2 separate regions of the Homo sapiens genome follow, and region 2 is linked to region 1. A link is a loop called in an ENCODE intact Hi-C map of the cell type or tissue named here. Cell type or tissue: mammary epithelial cell. All regions are shown on one strand.

Evidence for each region. Peaks named below come from ENCODE experiments on the same cell type or tissue, not always from the same donor. Only the 100,000 strongest peaks of a DNase experiment are listed, where the experiment ranks them.
Region 2: it touches region 1 in a loop (16-fold over the local background); 6 of 110 quality-filtered maps call a loop at or near these places.

The regions. Positions count from the first base shown.
Region 1 is chr2:130,794,999-130,802,998 of GRCh38, forward strand. No RefSeq gene overlaps it. Among named protein-coding and RNA genes, the nearest start is that of ARHGEF4, 38 kb to the right of the region's middle. RefSeq lists silencers at 2,547-2,696, 3,007-3,256. In mammary epithelial cell, CTCF peaks have their summits at 2,601 (motif pointing right) and 3,163; DNase peaks (open chromatin) are centred at 2,763 and 3,133; H3K4me3 peaks cover 1,477 bases; H3K27ac peaks cover 596 bases.
Region 2 is chr2:131,144,374-131,152,373 of GRCh38, forward strand. It overlaps PLEKHB2 (pleckstrin homology domain containing B2), which reads left to right. Exons shown (of 8, transcript NM_001100623.2): 8 at 2,264-5,472. The coding sequence ends at 2,400. Among named protein-coding and RNA genes, the nearest start is that of PLEKHB2, 43 kb to the left of the region's middle. In mammary epithelial cell, no CTCF peak of the experiment used is centred here; no DNase peak of the experiment used is centred here.

The DNA of each region.
Region 1 (8,000 bases):
CTCACTATGTGGGAGGGGCTGCTACTGGGATTTGGTTCCTTGGTCAGTTTTTTCCCTGTGCCAGTACATTCTGCCTTAATTATGACATCTTGAATATCTGTTGGGCAATGCTTACCATCTTGTTCTTTATTTTTATAATGGTCATAGCTCATCACTCTTCCATATAAATTATAGAATCAGTTTGACAAGTCTCCCCCTAAAAGCTGCTCAGATTTTAGTAGAATTGCAGGAAAGTGCATGAATTTGAAGATAATTGACATTTTTTCACATATATTGCTCCATTTATATAAACTTTCTTTAATGGCTTTCTTTTCAGTTTTGCCATTTTCTCTATGAAGGACTGCATCCATTTTACTTTTTATTCATAGAAACCTTATGTATTTCATTGCTATTATAAGTGAAATTTTGAAAATACATATTCTAAGTTTTTCTTGCTAGGGCATTTTCATTTTAGGAGGGCTCAAACCCCACAGTGTGGAAGAGAACCACTGGCTTGTGTGGTCTGGCAGCTCTGCCTCCCACTGCACTGGGAGCCCCACGGTCAGGCTATCCTCAACCCAGCAACTCCCTGTCCTTGCCTGCTTAGCAGCCAGGGGCCATCTCAGAACAGCCTGACTGCTGGCTCATCTGACTGTGGCTGGTTACACTTCCTGTTGGGTCATTGATTCAGTGTGAGGACAACAGCTCCAAGAGGCCTCTGGGTGCTATAAACTGACCAGGAGGTGAATGGCAGGGTTTCCTGACAGCAGGAGAGATTCGGGAAAGACAGTGTGGTCAGAGCCACCCAGGAGTAACCTACAGGCCAAGGGACAGAGCAAGTGTGCCATGGGGCCAAGTGTCTATGACAGCATGCCCTCCTTCCTTCTCTGAGCAGGGGGCTAGGGTCACCAAATCAGCTGCCCAGGACTGAGAAGTTTATCCAGATGAAGGACTTACAGGGCTAAAATTGGGAAATCCCAGGCAAACTGGGACCTGCTGATAACCCCACAACAAACATGAGCTGAACAAGATGAGTCCACAGAACCAGCTACAAAATTTGTGCAAAGCCTCACATACTGGGACCATTTGTGATAACCCAGGCCCCATCCTATGCAGCCAGCCGGTCCCACCTGTCCCTGCTCTCCAGAAGTGTGACAGCTCATGGGCATGGGTGGGAACAGTGTAAGCCCCACATCCAGATGAAAGGAAGGAGGACTGCTAGAAGAGCAGTTCCCCATAGAGATGGCCCATCGATTCCTGCAGCATGTCCTGCTGGAACCTCCGCTGGCTCCCATTCCCTCAGTCTCTGAATTGGTCTACCCTTTCTTCCAAGTCCTTCCCTCCAGGGCCCAGGCCCATCTCTCCATTGTGTAGGCCAGTGGTTCTCACACTTAACAAAAGCACCAGAAGAATATATGACAGAGGCTGTATGCAGTGACTCAACACCATTGCAGTCCCACCCCAGAGCGTGGGGAGAGCCAGGCTGCAGGGTGCAAAGCCCCAGGCCACTTCCTGCTGACTGTGGCTGCCAGACCACTCAAAGCCCTCGGCCTTCCACAGCCTTCTCCTCTGTCACCTCTGCAGGTGTGCTTGCCTCTGTCCCCCTCCCACTCTGCATTCCTGAGCTCTGCAGGGCCCTGTATCCTCTTACAAGGGAGTCATGCATGGGAAATAGACCCTTCCAGCCTCCAGGGCCCTGAGAGCCATGCGTTTTCTTTCTTTCTTTTCTTTTTTTCTTTCTTTTTTTTTTTTTTTTTTTTTTTTTGAGACGGAGTCTCGCTCTGTCACCCAGGCTGGAGTGCAATGGCACTATCTTGGCTCACTGTAAGCTCCGCCTCCCGGGTTCACGCCATTCTCCTGCCTCAGCCTTCCGAGTAGCTGGGACTACAGGCGCCCGCCACCACGCCCGGCTAATTTTTTTGTATTTTTTAGTAGAAACGGGGTTTCACCATGTTAGCCAGGATGGTCTCGATTTCCTGACCTCGTGACCCTCCCGTCTCGGCCTCCCAAAGTGCTGGGATTACAGGCGTGAGCCACTGCACTTGGCCCATTTTCATTGATTAACTGTCTGCTGGGGACCCTGGCTAGACCCGACTCTGGGGGCTTTTTCTTTCTTTTTCCTTTTTCCAGACAGAGTTTTGCTCTTGTCGCCCAGGCTGGAGTGCAGTGGCTCGATCTCGGCTCACTGCAACCTCCGCCTCCCGAGTTCACGCGATTCTCCTGTCTCAGCCTCCGGAGTAGCTGGGATTACAGGCGCACGCCACCACACCCAGCAAATTTTCGTATTTTTAGTAGAGACGGGGTTTCACCATGTTGGCCAGGCTGGTCTCGAACTCCTGACCTCAGGTGATCTGCCTGCCTCAGCCTCCCAAAGTGCTTGGATTACGGGCTTGAGCCACCGCGCGGGGCCTCTTTGGGGGCTTTTCATAAGGGTGTGTAGAATGTCAGTAAGAGGCTGCTTCTTCAGAGCCCTCTTCGTGCTACATAAGCCGGGCAGGGTGGATAGAAGTGGGTCTCTTGCTGCCTGTGGCCCTGAAACCCAGCCACGGGGCGGGGCCTGACTTCTTAGCGCAGTCCCCCTGCCGCGTGGAGGACCCTGCTCTCCGGCCCAGCATAGAGCGACTCCCTCCTGCCAGCAGGGGGCGCGCGGAGCTGTCTCTCCGGAGGCTCCCGGCGGCTCAGTCTCGGAACCCGCAGCCGGGAGCGCAGGGCGGGCCACACAGGGCGCCAGCACCTCCCACGAGCTCCGCGGGCCTCGCATCCGGAAGACGCCCCGGCTGACCGCGCGAATGGCTCGCGCTGCCGCGGACACCCGCCTGCCAGGGACGGGGCCTCTCTCCTGGGCCGTTTCATCTCACCGAGAGCGAGATCCGCTTTCCTAGAGGCTGGGAGGACCAGGCCCGGGCACAGGACTGGCTTCGCACCACTGGCCCCGCAGTCGGGTCCCCGGGGACGCGCCACGGGTCACTGCTGCCTGCTAAAGCGACACAAGGCGCCTTCATTCCTCAGGCCGAGGCGGCCGAACGCCTTGGCTCTGGCCGACAGTGAGCACCCACTGCGAGTCCGCACACACTGCAGCGCCCCCGGGCACGCCCCGCAGTCCGCCCAGCGTCCCCCGGGGCGGGGCACAGCCAGAGGACGGCCCGAGAGCCCTGCTGTCCCCGTCAGCGCCGCAGGAGGGCGCGACTTCCCCGCTGGGCCGAGGCCTTTGCCGGGCCCTCTACTGTACGCCGGTCCTAGGGCTGGGACCGCCGTCCTGGACCGACCTCAGCCCACTGTTCTGCGGAGGCCGCGTGTTGGGCGACAGCAGCCACCCAGCCCGGAAGCAGCCGTTCCGAGCGCAGGGGCGCCAAGAGCCCCGCGCCCCGCCTGTGCGCCGGCCCTGAGACTTGGAACGATGGTGCAGGCAGGAGGGGTCACCGGTAGGGATGCCACTGGAGGGACTGGGCCGTCCACACGGACCAGCTGACACACTAAGTGCTGGGTACACAGCAGGACAATGGCAAGGGCTGCTCAGACTGCGTTTTTAAAATCGCCTCACCACGAAAGACAGAAAGTAGGGAAGGGTACCTTGCTGTGGCCAAGGCCGCCCTCGCTGAGTCAGCTGGCATTCCCACGACTCCACGAGTCCCCAAAGGGCTTGTCAGAGCCCAGCGGCACCCTCGCCCTGGAAGTGCCCTGCGTCCTCCTCAAGAGCCTTATTTGGGACAGAGATCAGATCAACCGCGCCACCACCCTCCCACCCACCTTCCACATGTGATAGGGTCGCAGGAATGGGGAGCCTCGCAGAGGCGCGGCGGCAGCTCTCGCCTGCCAGTGACAGCCCACCTCCCACTTTAAAACAGGACGTTCCGAGTCCTGGTTCCACATGTTCAAAAGGCCGTGGCATGGGGGAGTGGGCCTACACCTGAGCTTTGGCTGCGAAAACACTCATTTCAAGGATAGCTGCTAGGCGCTGCCTTCCCCCATCCCCCTGCTGTTGGCCCCCATCCAAGCATCTCCAGCCTCTGCCAGGCCCTGCCCCCTTCCCCGCCCTCTATGGCCCTGAAGTGGGAGCCGGCTCAGGGCTGCAGGCTGCCTGCTCAGCGCCGGCACTCGCAGGCCCATCCCTGCTGTGAGCAAACAGACCAGTAGCATCCCTGAGACAGAGATGGACACCACTCCTGGGTAGGAGGGCAGGCTATGGACATCCGTTGCTGGAAAAGCTGGGAAGAGGGCTGGCAGTGGAGACGCTTCAGGTGCACCGTGTGGACAGACAAGGTTGCAAGTGATGCTGGTCCTCAAGGTATCAGGTGTGAGTCATCCCAAAAGGACCCTGCCTAAGAGGGTGGCCTGTCAAGAGGAGCCTTCTGGGGGCACAGCAGGGCCAGGAGTTGAGACATAGGAGGTTGCCCAGAAAGTGTGGGATGCAGCTTAGGCAAAGTGCAGAGGGTGAGCCCCATATCTCCCAAAAGAAGACCACAGATGCCCTAGCCTCTCTCCCCCACGCCCTGTCAGGGCCACCATGAGGGATGACCCTCTGTAGCCACAGGGTTGAAACTGCTGAAAATCAAACACAAGTCCTCACCATGTGACTGGCTGAATTACAGCAAAAGCTGAACTCCCAGCCTCCCAGGATGTCTACTATTAAAGTGAGGGTATTGATTGGGAGAGGATGACAACCTGTAAATTGGGATGGGGGTGTATGGGAATATCCTGATGAAACTGGGAGACATTGAGCTCCTAAATTCTGATGAATTCTCTTTGCCCACGGGAGTTGTCTTCCCATCCACAGCAAAACTAGCCTCCCCATCCCCAGGGGAAGCAGCCTTCACACCCTTCGTGGTGTTGGCCTTGGCCTGAGGAGATTAACCCTGCATTGCTGGAGGAAATGATAAAGACCTCCCCTGAGGCAGTTGTCATGCAAGACAATGCTGAGTTTCCTTAGGACCCACCTGTCTTTACTAGACCTATAACTAGACTCAAGGCCCAGCAGGCCCCCAAAGGTGAGGACATAGCAGGACCCAGGAGGAGGTGTGCCACAATCCAAAAGAACTACTTGAGTTTTCTAATTCATACAGGCAGAAATCCAGTAAATGTGTGGAAATGGATCTTAAGGATCCATTAAACATGCAGGATAATGGTGGAAAGACCATAAAGTCGGATCAGGCCAAATGTATTGATGTGGGCCCACTAAGCAGAGATTCTGCACTGAATGCTGCAGCCCTGGGCGTGTAAAAAAGACCTAATAGTTTAGTTGGTTAGGGGAAACAGATTAAAAGGCGGCCTACAATGAGCAAGTTGGAGGTGCCAGATATCCCTTGTTTTAATGTAGAGGAAGGGAATTGAAGAGATTGGAATTAGAGTAGATTTGCCATTTTAGACATACTTACCCACACTAGTCCAGACACACCTTTCACCAATATTGTAAGAAATGGGTTTGTGAGGGGAGCCCCAGCATCCTTCAAGAGCTGTTTCATTGCTTTTCTCTCTGGGCAGACCTTACAGTGGGAACCACAGTCACTCAATTGGAAAATTAAATGCAATGACAGCAACTGATCTCAGGGTGGGAGGAGCCAAGAGGGGAACTCAACCACCTAAGACAAGGTGGGTGTGACTACCATAATGGACAGAAGAGACAAAGTAACAATCAGAATAGTCTGACTTGTGTGAATATGTGATGTTGGATAGTTGATTATGGCGTTCCTAGAAGTGAAATAGATAGGAAGCTTGTACTGAAGTCAACATTAAAAGGTAGAGACAAATCTCTAAATATAACATTTTATTTGGGATATAAGAATTGCAATTTGGGTCATACACACAGACCAGGTGTTTTTCAGTATGTCCAAAGAACAAAGAGCAGGTTGGGGATTTTATAGAATAGAGGAATGTTGCTCGTGGTCTTGAGAGAAAGTTTATTTGTATTAGTAAAGCTTTGGGACTAGCAAGCTGATTGGTGAACGATAGCAGTGGACACAATGAGCCCTACATTGGCGGCAAGATATTCCACAAGCTATAGACAAAACTGGTCTCAGGTTACAATAGACAGTTTTGGCTGCTGGACTTGCAGAAAATTGCATTTCTGAAGCGATGTTATAAATCCTGAGTGTTTTTCCCTCCTTGGCCCTCAACTCAGATTTAATTGGGTGTGACAAGAATCACACATTTATGATCAACTTTCATACCTATTAAATTCTTAATCTGTATAAGCAGAAAACTTCCAGGTCGAGTTAACAAAAATCTTACTTGAATCATGAAAATAGAACATCATGGTCCATGCAGGGGAAGCACAGTCCCCTCCAGAAAGGATCCTGTATGCTATCAAAAACCTCTACTGTTAATCTTTCTCTCAGCCTTCCCTAGAGAGACCTTTGACCTTTTACCAGGGTCATTGTGTACTAGGAAAAAGAAAATAATCAGACCTCTCAGGCACTCTGGGACACTGGCTCTGAACTGACATTCATTCCAGAAGACCAGAAGCATCCCTGTGGCCCTCCAGGGGCTTACGGAGGTCAGGTGGTCAAGGGAGTTTTAGCTCAGGTCCATCTCACAGTGGGCCCATTGGGTCCCCAGGCTCAGTCTATGCGGTTATTTCCTAAGTTCCAGAATGCATAATTGGAACATACTGTCATGTGTCACTCACCGAACGGTGGGGATACAGTCTGAGAAGTGCATCATTAGGTAATTTAGTCTTTGTACAAGCATCATAGAGCATACTTACACAAATCTAGATGGTATAGCCTCCTCCATACTAGGCTATATAGGATAGCCTATTGCTCCTAGGCTATAAACCTATATAGCAGGTTACTGTACTAAATACTGTAGGCAACTGTAGCACAATGGTATTTGTGTATCTAAACATAGAAAAGGTACAGCAGGCCGGGCGCGGTGGCTCGTGCCTGTAATCCCAGCACTTTGAGAGGCCGAGGCAGGTGGATCACCTGAGATCAGGAGTTCGAGACCAGTCTGGCCAATATGGTGAAATCCTATCTCTACTAAAAATACAAAAATTATCTGGGCGTGGTGGGTGGTGGGTGCCCGTAGTCCCAGCTACTCAGAAGACTGAAGCAGGGGAATCACTTGAACCCAGGAGGTAGAGTTTGCAGTGAGCCAAGATTGCGCCACTGCACTCCAGCCTGGGCGACAGAGTGAGACCCCATCTCAAAAAAAAAGGAAAGAAAAAAGAAAAGGTAGAGCAAAAGTATGGTATTATAATCTTATGGGACCACCATCATATATGCTATCCACCATTGAGCGAAATGTTATGTGATACGTGGCTGTACTTAGTAGCTAGCAGAGTACCATGTTGGTTCCCTGAGGACTCTTCTGATAGGCAAATCCAAATGAAAGCCACTGAAGCTGCCTTTGCCTAAGAAAACCAAAAGCATTGCTGCATTCTAGAGAGACTGCAGAGATTCGGAGATTAGCACCAGCATCAAGGACTTAAAAGATACAGGAGTGGTGATTCCCACCACATCCCCATTCAACCCTCCTATCTGGCCTGTGCTAAAGAGAGATAGATCTCAGACAATGACAGTGGCTTCTTGTAAGCTTAACCAAGTGGTGACTCCTATTGCAATTGTTGTACCAGCTGTGGTTTCACTGCTTCAGCAAATTAACACAGTAAGCAGCTATTGATCTGACAAATGCCTTTTTCTCCATGTCTTTCTGTAAGGTTCACCAGAAGCAGTTTGCTTTCAGCTGGCAAGGCCAGCACTACCCCTCCACTGTCCTACCTCAGAAGTATGTCAACTCTACAACCCTATGTTATAAATTAGATTGCAGGGATCTCAATTTCTTTTCCCTCCTGCAAGATAGCACACTGGTCTATCATGACACTGATGACCTAGTGCTGACTGGACCATAAGTGAGAAATAGCAACTACTCTTAACTTACTGGTGAGATATTTGTGTGTCAGAGGCTGAGAGAGAACTCTAACTGAAATTCAGGGATCTTCTACCTCAGTGAAATTTCTGGGGGTCCAGAAAATGTTGAAAATATCCTTTTTCTCTTTTTTAAAACTATCTGGAGATATGAAATAT
Region 2 (8,000 bases), 350 kb after region 1:
CCTTTGGTTGGAGTCTTCTATTTCTGTCTTGTAGAGACCATCCTCATGACACGTCATTGCACTGCAGTTTCCAGGGGTAAGTCCAAGAGCAGACTTCTAGATTTGGGGACTATAGTCCTCCCATCCTCCCATCTTTTATAGTTTTCTTAATTCCCTGATTTGATGGTAATTTGTAAAAGTAACCTTCCTTTATTTAGTTTTTCCTGTAGTATCTTAGTTGCCATAGAAACTGTGTCTGCCTTTTTCTCATTCACATTTTGACCATTTATGTAATATTAGTTAAATTAGGCAATTATAATAAGTGTGACCTGGAAGCATCCACAGCTGACTCTGGCAAGGACTGAGCTCAATGCAGGAGCAGAGCTCAGCAGGAGCCACAAGAGAGTGGCCTGGTCCTGCAGCCAGGGGACCTCAGCATGACTTGCAGGGGCATCAGAATGTAGATTTTCCATGGGACCTTTTCATTAGGTCAGCTCACAAGTTCTATTGTGTTACATTTGGCTAGTTGGAGTTAACATTACTGAGCATTTTAAAATGTCAGGGCTGTGAAAGTAAATGCCGTAATTCCCTAGTTTTGAAATTTAAACATTGCAAAAATAATCACTTGCTTCCAGTACTGTTACCTGTACCAGATCAGCCCTTAGATTTACGATGGTTTCATTGTACTACTCTGTGCCTTTTGAGTTTTGTCATTCATCATCCTCTGTTGTATTTGAGGCATTAGTGGGTATAAATGCATACTGTAGCCAGAGTGCCTGGGTTTGTGTGCCCTTACTGTCCTTAACTGCTGTGTGCCTCAGTTTGCCCATCTGCAAAATAGGGATAAAAGTGCACTCAGTTGAGTAAGAGCATTCCAATGTATGTAGTGCTGTAAGTGGCTGGAAATGTTCACCTTTGTTACCACTGCGGGTTTCACTTCTGCTCTTCATCCACATGTGCACATCACTAGTGACTAGTTTTTTTTCTTTTCTTTTTTTGTGTGTTTGAGACAGAGTTGCACTCTGTTGCCCAGACTGGATTGCAGTGACAGGATCTCAACTCACTGCAGCCCCCGCCTCCCAGGTTCAAGCAATTTTCATGCCTCAGTATGGGATTACAGGCATGCGCCACTACCCCTGGCTAATTTTTTTTTGGTAATTTTTTAAGAGACAGGGTTTCACTGTGTTGGCCAGGCTGGTCTAAAACTTCCGGCCTCAAGTGATCCACCTGCCTCAGCCTCCCAAAGTGCTGGCATTACAGGTGTGAGCCATCAAGCCTGGCCAGCCAGCCTTTGAACCATTAAAGGAATAGAGGATCAAGGAGGAAAGTTAACGCTATTAATACCTGAGCAGTTTGAAAGCTACTTAGCTACTAGGCATTATAGCTGTGAAGCATGGAAGAGAGCAAACAGTATATTTCCAGTTGTAAATTTTAATCTTGCAAATTAAATACTAAATTTGTCTGTGGTTTGTTTTTTTGAAGTTTTCACCTCTAACATAAATATTTATTTTTTCTCTATAAAGACATGCAGTAAAAAAGAGTAGGCCGGGCCGGGCGTGGTGGCTCATGCCTGTAATCTCAGCACTTTGGGAGGCCGACGCGGGTGGATTACGAGGTCAGGAGATCGAGACCATCCTGGCTAACACGGTGAAACCCCGTCTCTACTAAAAATACAAAAAATTAGCCAGGCGTGGTGGTGGGCGCCTATAGTCCCAGTTACTCAGGAAACTGAGGTGGGAGAATAGCTTGAACCTGGGCGGTGGAAGTTGCAGTGAGCTGAGATCATGCCACTGCACTCCAGCCTGGGGACAGAGCAAGACTCCTTCTCAAAAAAAAAAAAAAGTTATATGTGCAGATTTAAGGCTTAATTTAAAAATTGGTTTGCGTGCATACTAAGAAGCTCATTTGCTTTAAGTGAGCATTTCCTTTTTGGGCTTTTGTTGGGCACTGTGTGTCTCCCATGTTCCCCATTTGTCTGCCACCCAATAAGCATGGTGTCGAGGGCTGAAGTAGAAATCAGAGGCTAGAATCTGAAAGCTTCATTAGGGTTCTGCTTTTTGCAGATTAGGGACTTTGGCCCTTAGTGAGCTGAGGATCTTGGTTTCCTCCCAGTGTGCGGTTTCAGGGATGTCGGCCACATGATGTGCCTGTTGTGGAGGAGGGCTGGGTCGCCAGTGTGACAGGAGACAGCAGATCCCTTTTGTGAAAGGAGAACTGGTACTTTGCGTGATGTTAAACTTCACAAACCGCTGCTCAGAAATCTGCTATTTTCCTTCTCTTTTAGGACTTTATGGACAGCAGCCTGCTAACCAAGTCATCATTCGAGAGCGCTATCGAGACAACGACAGCGACCTGGCACTGGGCATGCTGGCAGGAGCAGCCACGGGCATGGCCTTAGGGTCTCTATTTTGGGTCTTCTAGGGGCCTCAAGGTCTTGATGTGCATAGCTTCTGATAACCCTGTGTGCAATAATATGATTTGCAGGGCATTTCTGTTTGTGACAAAAGTTTTTAATAATAGTTTTAATCATTCCTTTGAAAGTAGTGATGTCATAATTGTACTAATCCACATAAGTACCACAGAGAAGGGTTTGAACTGTGCTATTTTGTTCAAATGTTGACTCTCCGGGGGCACTGGCTCATTCCAAGACTGTTCTTGTGCAACTCTCAGAATACCTTATTTGAGCATACCTGTTTTGAAAGGCATTTTCTTTTTAGAGTTAGGTGTAGTGCTTAAGGGTTAATTTATTTTCATGTTATGCCAGTAATATAGTGTTGTATGCCTATTGAGTGATTGTGGCAAGAAAAGCTACAGCTTCTTTGCGTTTAACTTTTTCAAACCACAGACCAGAACTGGTTGCATGTTACTTTAGGAGTTGTGGGTTGGTAAGCTCCCAGGTACTTCCCGAGGCTATGGTGTGAGAGCCCCCGTCCTGCCCTCTGGGGCTCCACAGGCCCCTGGCAAGGCCGATGGCTCAGGATGATGGGGCACAGCCCGCCTTTGAACAATCATGCTTCAGAAATCTGCCTGACCCTAGCTGCTGCTGCTGCTCACTTTATTCTTGTATGGCTTTGGTAGGCATACTTGGAGAACATATCCCACATTAGGAATTGATTTAAGCCTGAGAGTTTGAGGGCTTTAATCCTTTAAAACTTGGAGAAGCTGGCTGGGCGCGGTGGCTCACGCCTGTAATCCCAGCACTTTGAGAGACCGAGGCGGGCGGATCACGAGGTCAGGAGATCGAGACCATCCTGGCTAACACGGTGAAACCCCATCTCTACTAAAAATACAAAAAATTAGCTGGGCGTGGTGGCAGGCGCCTGTGGTCCCAGCTACTCGGGAGGCTGAGGCAGGAGAATAGTGTGAACCCAGGAGGCGGAGCTTGCAGTGAGCCAAGATAGTGCCACTGCACTTCAGCCTGGGTGACAGAGTGAGACTCTGTCTCAAAAAAAAAAAAAAAATCCTGGAGAAGCCAGAACAATATACAAACAAGTATGTGGAGGCAGATTTGCTTTATTCCAAGAGGCTGTTTGAGTGTGTGTCTGCCTAAGCCTCCTTATAGCCTATTTTTCTACTTGCTGAGAGAGTAATATTAAAGGAACAGTGAGGGAGTGGAAGGAGAGCCTTAGTTAGAGCGTTCCCATTTCTGGCCTTTGGGGGTTTGCACTGTGCGGGAGATGCTCTCTCATCACTCTGAAGGCCCATCCTGTGCAGAAGTGGGACTCTGTGGCTGTTCACTGAGCACCAGGGCAGACTGTAGCTGAGCAGACTTGGGTTATGGATGGGATATGGGGCCCAGGGACCCTCAGGACACAGGGACCGGCTCAAGGTACCACTCAGCCTGGCCAGGACCCCCAGCTTTGCTTTTGTTCTTGATCTCTTTGTGATAGAGAAGCTTAGAACATTGAATTTGGAACCCCAAAATGTGTGAGTCTTTGGAAAACCCATTCCAGCCTTTCTTCAAATGCTCTTATTTTCAGTATATGAAGTGTGTATTTGAAATATTCATATTTCTGTTATTTCTTGTTTTCAAGCTCTGAATTATTGCAGTTTTCTGTCCTGCATGCTTTCAACAGTGTGCTTTTACAGTGGCAGTTTAGCACAGCGAATGTCCCTGCCCCACACTCCATATGGTCCTGTTTTCCTGAAAATACACTCCAGGTAGCACAGACTTGTTATTTTGCCTGGCTGGTTACACACATGCTGTCTTGCTTTGCTGCTCAGCCACCTCCCTCTGAGGCCAACTTAGGCCAACCTACATAGGACTCCATCTTTAGCGAGACACCAGAGACACCTAGTGATGACCACGGGTCTGCTTTTCTCTCTGATCCTAGGGGACTTGTTGACATGGGAGTGTCTGTTTCCACATGGAAGGATGTCTGTTTATCTCTCATCTCTGAATAGATGTATGACAACTCTAGTGTCCATGGTTTAAAATGTTGCTTTGAGGATTTTCCATCCTGTATAAGAAGAATGGCTTTCTTCAGATTATAATCGTTATTAAAGCTGTATGTACACTTTACTTAAAAACTATTAACAGTTTTTCATGTTGCACTGGTGGTAATTTTGAACTTGGAATTACTGGGTGGGAATTCCAGGAACCACAGAGTATTGATTTTTGCTGCCAAAATGCTCTTGAAGCAGATGTCCCTGTGCTCCCCTGGCTGCTTCTGGCTGAAGGGGGGAGGTGTAGACTGAAGCTTGGGCACTCATGTGTGTCCCCTCCCCAGTCCCCATCCTAGTGGGGCCAGTCTCATTAGGCAGCCATAGATAAGCCTGGAACTTGGCTGTCATTAGTGACTTGATCCTGGTATGAAATGCATACTGGGTATAAGGTTGCTCAGGTATTTTATTTCCTTGGCCACAACTCCCATAGATGCCAATGTTTTGATAGCCTCAGTTTCTCAACGATGTCTTTTGTTTACAGTGCTACACTTAGTGTGAGTCAAGAAGTGCTTGAGTTACAAGAAACTTCTTATTCAGGTTTGAGTAAGCATTTTACTTCCATGTGTACTTTTAAATAATCCATACCTTGAAGAAGTTGGCCAATGATATTATATACATGCTGATCTGATTGTTCTTTTCATTCCTTGAGTCAACTTCAGGGTCTTGGATACTAAAGAGAAGGAGAACTGTGGTTAATGTTTTGGATCATCATTTGTGAACAAGGCCAGACTTTGCCCATTTTAGGCTATCCAGGACTTAAGGTAGCCATCTGGATCATAAGAAGGTCCTGCAGTTGAGACAAAATGACCCAAGTGTATTTTCCACAAGTTTTGATCCTGTGTAATATTTCTTTTTCCTTCCCTAGTGTATGTAGATACAAGGCATGGAATGCAGTTCCACTTTCTCCCCAGAGTTGATCTTTTTGTGATTGCTTTCCCGTCTCTAGTAGTATTCTGTTGTGTCTAGAGAACTGATTTTTTCCTACATACGCAAATTGTACATTTGTAAGTGAAAATGTCAATACATTAAAGCATTAACCTTAAAGCATGTTTCATTGTGACTTCTGTTGTCTTTAAAAAATTACTTTGTAGTAACATACTCTCAGCTTTTTCTGCTGTCCTGGATCATAAGAATGCCATTTATTGAGGACCTACCAAATGCTAGTATATTGTCACATTAGAGACAACTCACTGAATTCTTAGTGACTCTGTAAGGGAGGTATTATCCAAGTTCCACTGGAGGGACCGAGGCTCAGAAGTTAAATAATTTACTCAGGAGCGTGCAGGTAGTAGGTCTCCACATCTGATGTTAAAACGCCTTGTTGTTCCCTGTGCCGTGTGCATATGAGAATTTGATTTCCACAAACAGCAGTGGCCCGTGCAGTCACACTCTTGGGATGGCTGTGAGAAAACGGACACTATTTTTCCCAACCAGATCCCTCTGGCAGTGTGTGTCCAATAACTTCTCCAGCATCTTTGGATATATGACTTTTTTGTTTTATTTATTTATTTATTTATTTATTTATTTATTTAGAGACGGAGTCTCACTCTGTTGCCCATGCTGGAGTGCAGTGGCGTCATCTCGGCTCATTGCAAGCTCTGCCTCCTGGGTTCACGCCATTCTTCTGCCTCAGCCTCCCAAGTAGCTGGGATTACAGGTGCCCGCCACCACACCTGGCTAATTTTTTGTATTTTTAGTAGAGATGGGGTTTCACCATGTTAGCCAGGCTGGTCTCAATCTCCCGACCTCATGATCCGCCCGCCTTGGCCTCCCAAAGTATTGGGATTACAGGAGTGAGCCACCACGCTCGACCGAAAAGCTCTATTTCTTGTTCAAGTCGCAGTCCATTGTGGGTTCATAAGGGATGAGAGGCTTCTGCTCCAGGCTGTCATTCAGGGACCAAAACTGCTTTTATCTCTTTGCCTTGGAATCTGCTGTGGGAACTTATACAACCTGCTGGAAGAAAAGACAGTGAAGACACACCCATCCTCAGCTCTGGAGTGGCGCTCCCCTTCCAGTGGTGAGGGCTAATCATGTGGCCTGGGCTCAGTGCTTGAGGTCTGGGAAGTATCGTCTGAACCCAGGAAGAAATGGCCCTCGCCTCAGCTGCTGATAACAGGCCGTAGTTAATGACAGATCATGATCATCAAGTATCGCCAATTCTCGGTGGAAGTTGGGTTTGTATTTACTTTGTACAGTTTTTACTGATTAATAAAGCCAGTGGTTGCAAATTACAAGCAAATTGTTAGTTCACACAACACAAATGTCATTTGGTCACTGATATTTTCGTTGCTGTTAAATCGTTTCTTTCCCCACTTACCAACTGTTGTGGATGGGCCTAGAGAAGATATTCACCCTTTCCAGCAAGGAATATAGTTCCTCCATCCATTTGTCCTTTATTACATTACAGTCATGCTGAGGATGACTGCGTTATTGCCCCTGGTTGTCCTGCTCCCCCTTCCCTGTGAGCGGCCTATAAGTTCCTGCCTGGTGCTGAGAGCCTGCCCATGCCATCTTGCCCACCGGAGGAACAGAGTCCAAGCCTAGCGGGTGGTGTGCCATGCCTGGGGGAAGGGGGTGTGAGTGTGTCATGTTTGAGCAGGTGCTGTAGGAAGCAGAGGGGGCTTCTCCAGCCTTCTCATCCTTTTCACCACTGCAGGAGCTGTCCCTCCTCTGTGGTCCCAGATAAGACTCATGGGGCAGAGCCTTCACAGCTGCCCCTCAGGGGCTCCATGTCACGGAAGGCAGGGGGAGCATTGTTTGCCGTACAGTAAAGCTGACCAGGATGAGCTGCCGCTGGGTGCTGTGCCAGGTGAGGGGGCACAGCAGTCAGCGAGACCATACTTGGGGAGGGGGACAGTGCTCCCACTGCCCAGGCCTCACCAGAGCAAGGGGTCCAGATAACACCACACCACGTGGGGTCCCAGGGTCGGGGCTTGCCCTTCTGAGCCTTTTCATGTCTGTGAATGGCTGGAGGGAAGGGGGTGATACCAAGCCCACAGGGCTGGTAGAGGACTAAGTGACCTGAGTGTGCAGGAAGGCCGAGCACGGTGCTGGGCACACTGAGTCCTCTGCAGATTTGACCCTCTGTTCCTCTTTTCCTGAGCTTCTCTTCTGTTATTTGTAAAACTGGGTGACAGTTCGTGTCTCCATTGCCCTCAAAGGTGAGACCACTCACTTCTTGTTCTCATGGCCAAGGAAGGCCCTGCCACGCCTGAGCTTTGCAGGTGGGAAGGGCTTCCTCTGCCCCTCCAGGGAATGTAAACATGGAGTCTTGGCATTTCTGTGTTCCCCGGACCTTTTATTAGTCTTTGCATAATCCCCCACTTTTACTCTTCTTGCAGAACTTTCTCCCTTCAACCACTAACCTAAGCTGGTGGAGGTGGGGGTAATGAGGCATGGTGGCAGTGATGCCTGGCCTGAGCCATCACCGGGCATTTACCAGCTGCATGCTCTGGGGGGCGGCTCGCCGCTGCGTTTCCCCTTTTGTTTACGACAGGTACAGTAGGAGCACCCTGAAGGACTGTGATGTGCATTCACTGAGTCAGCACAGATGGGAGGCATGGAGAGTGGTG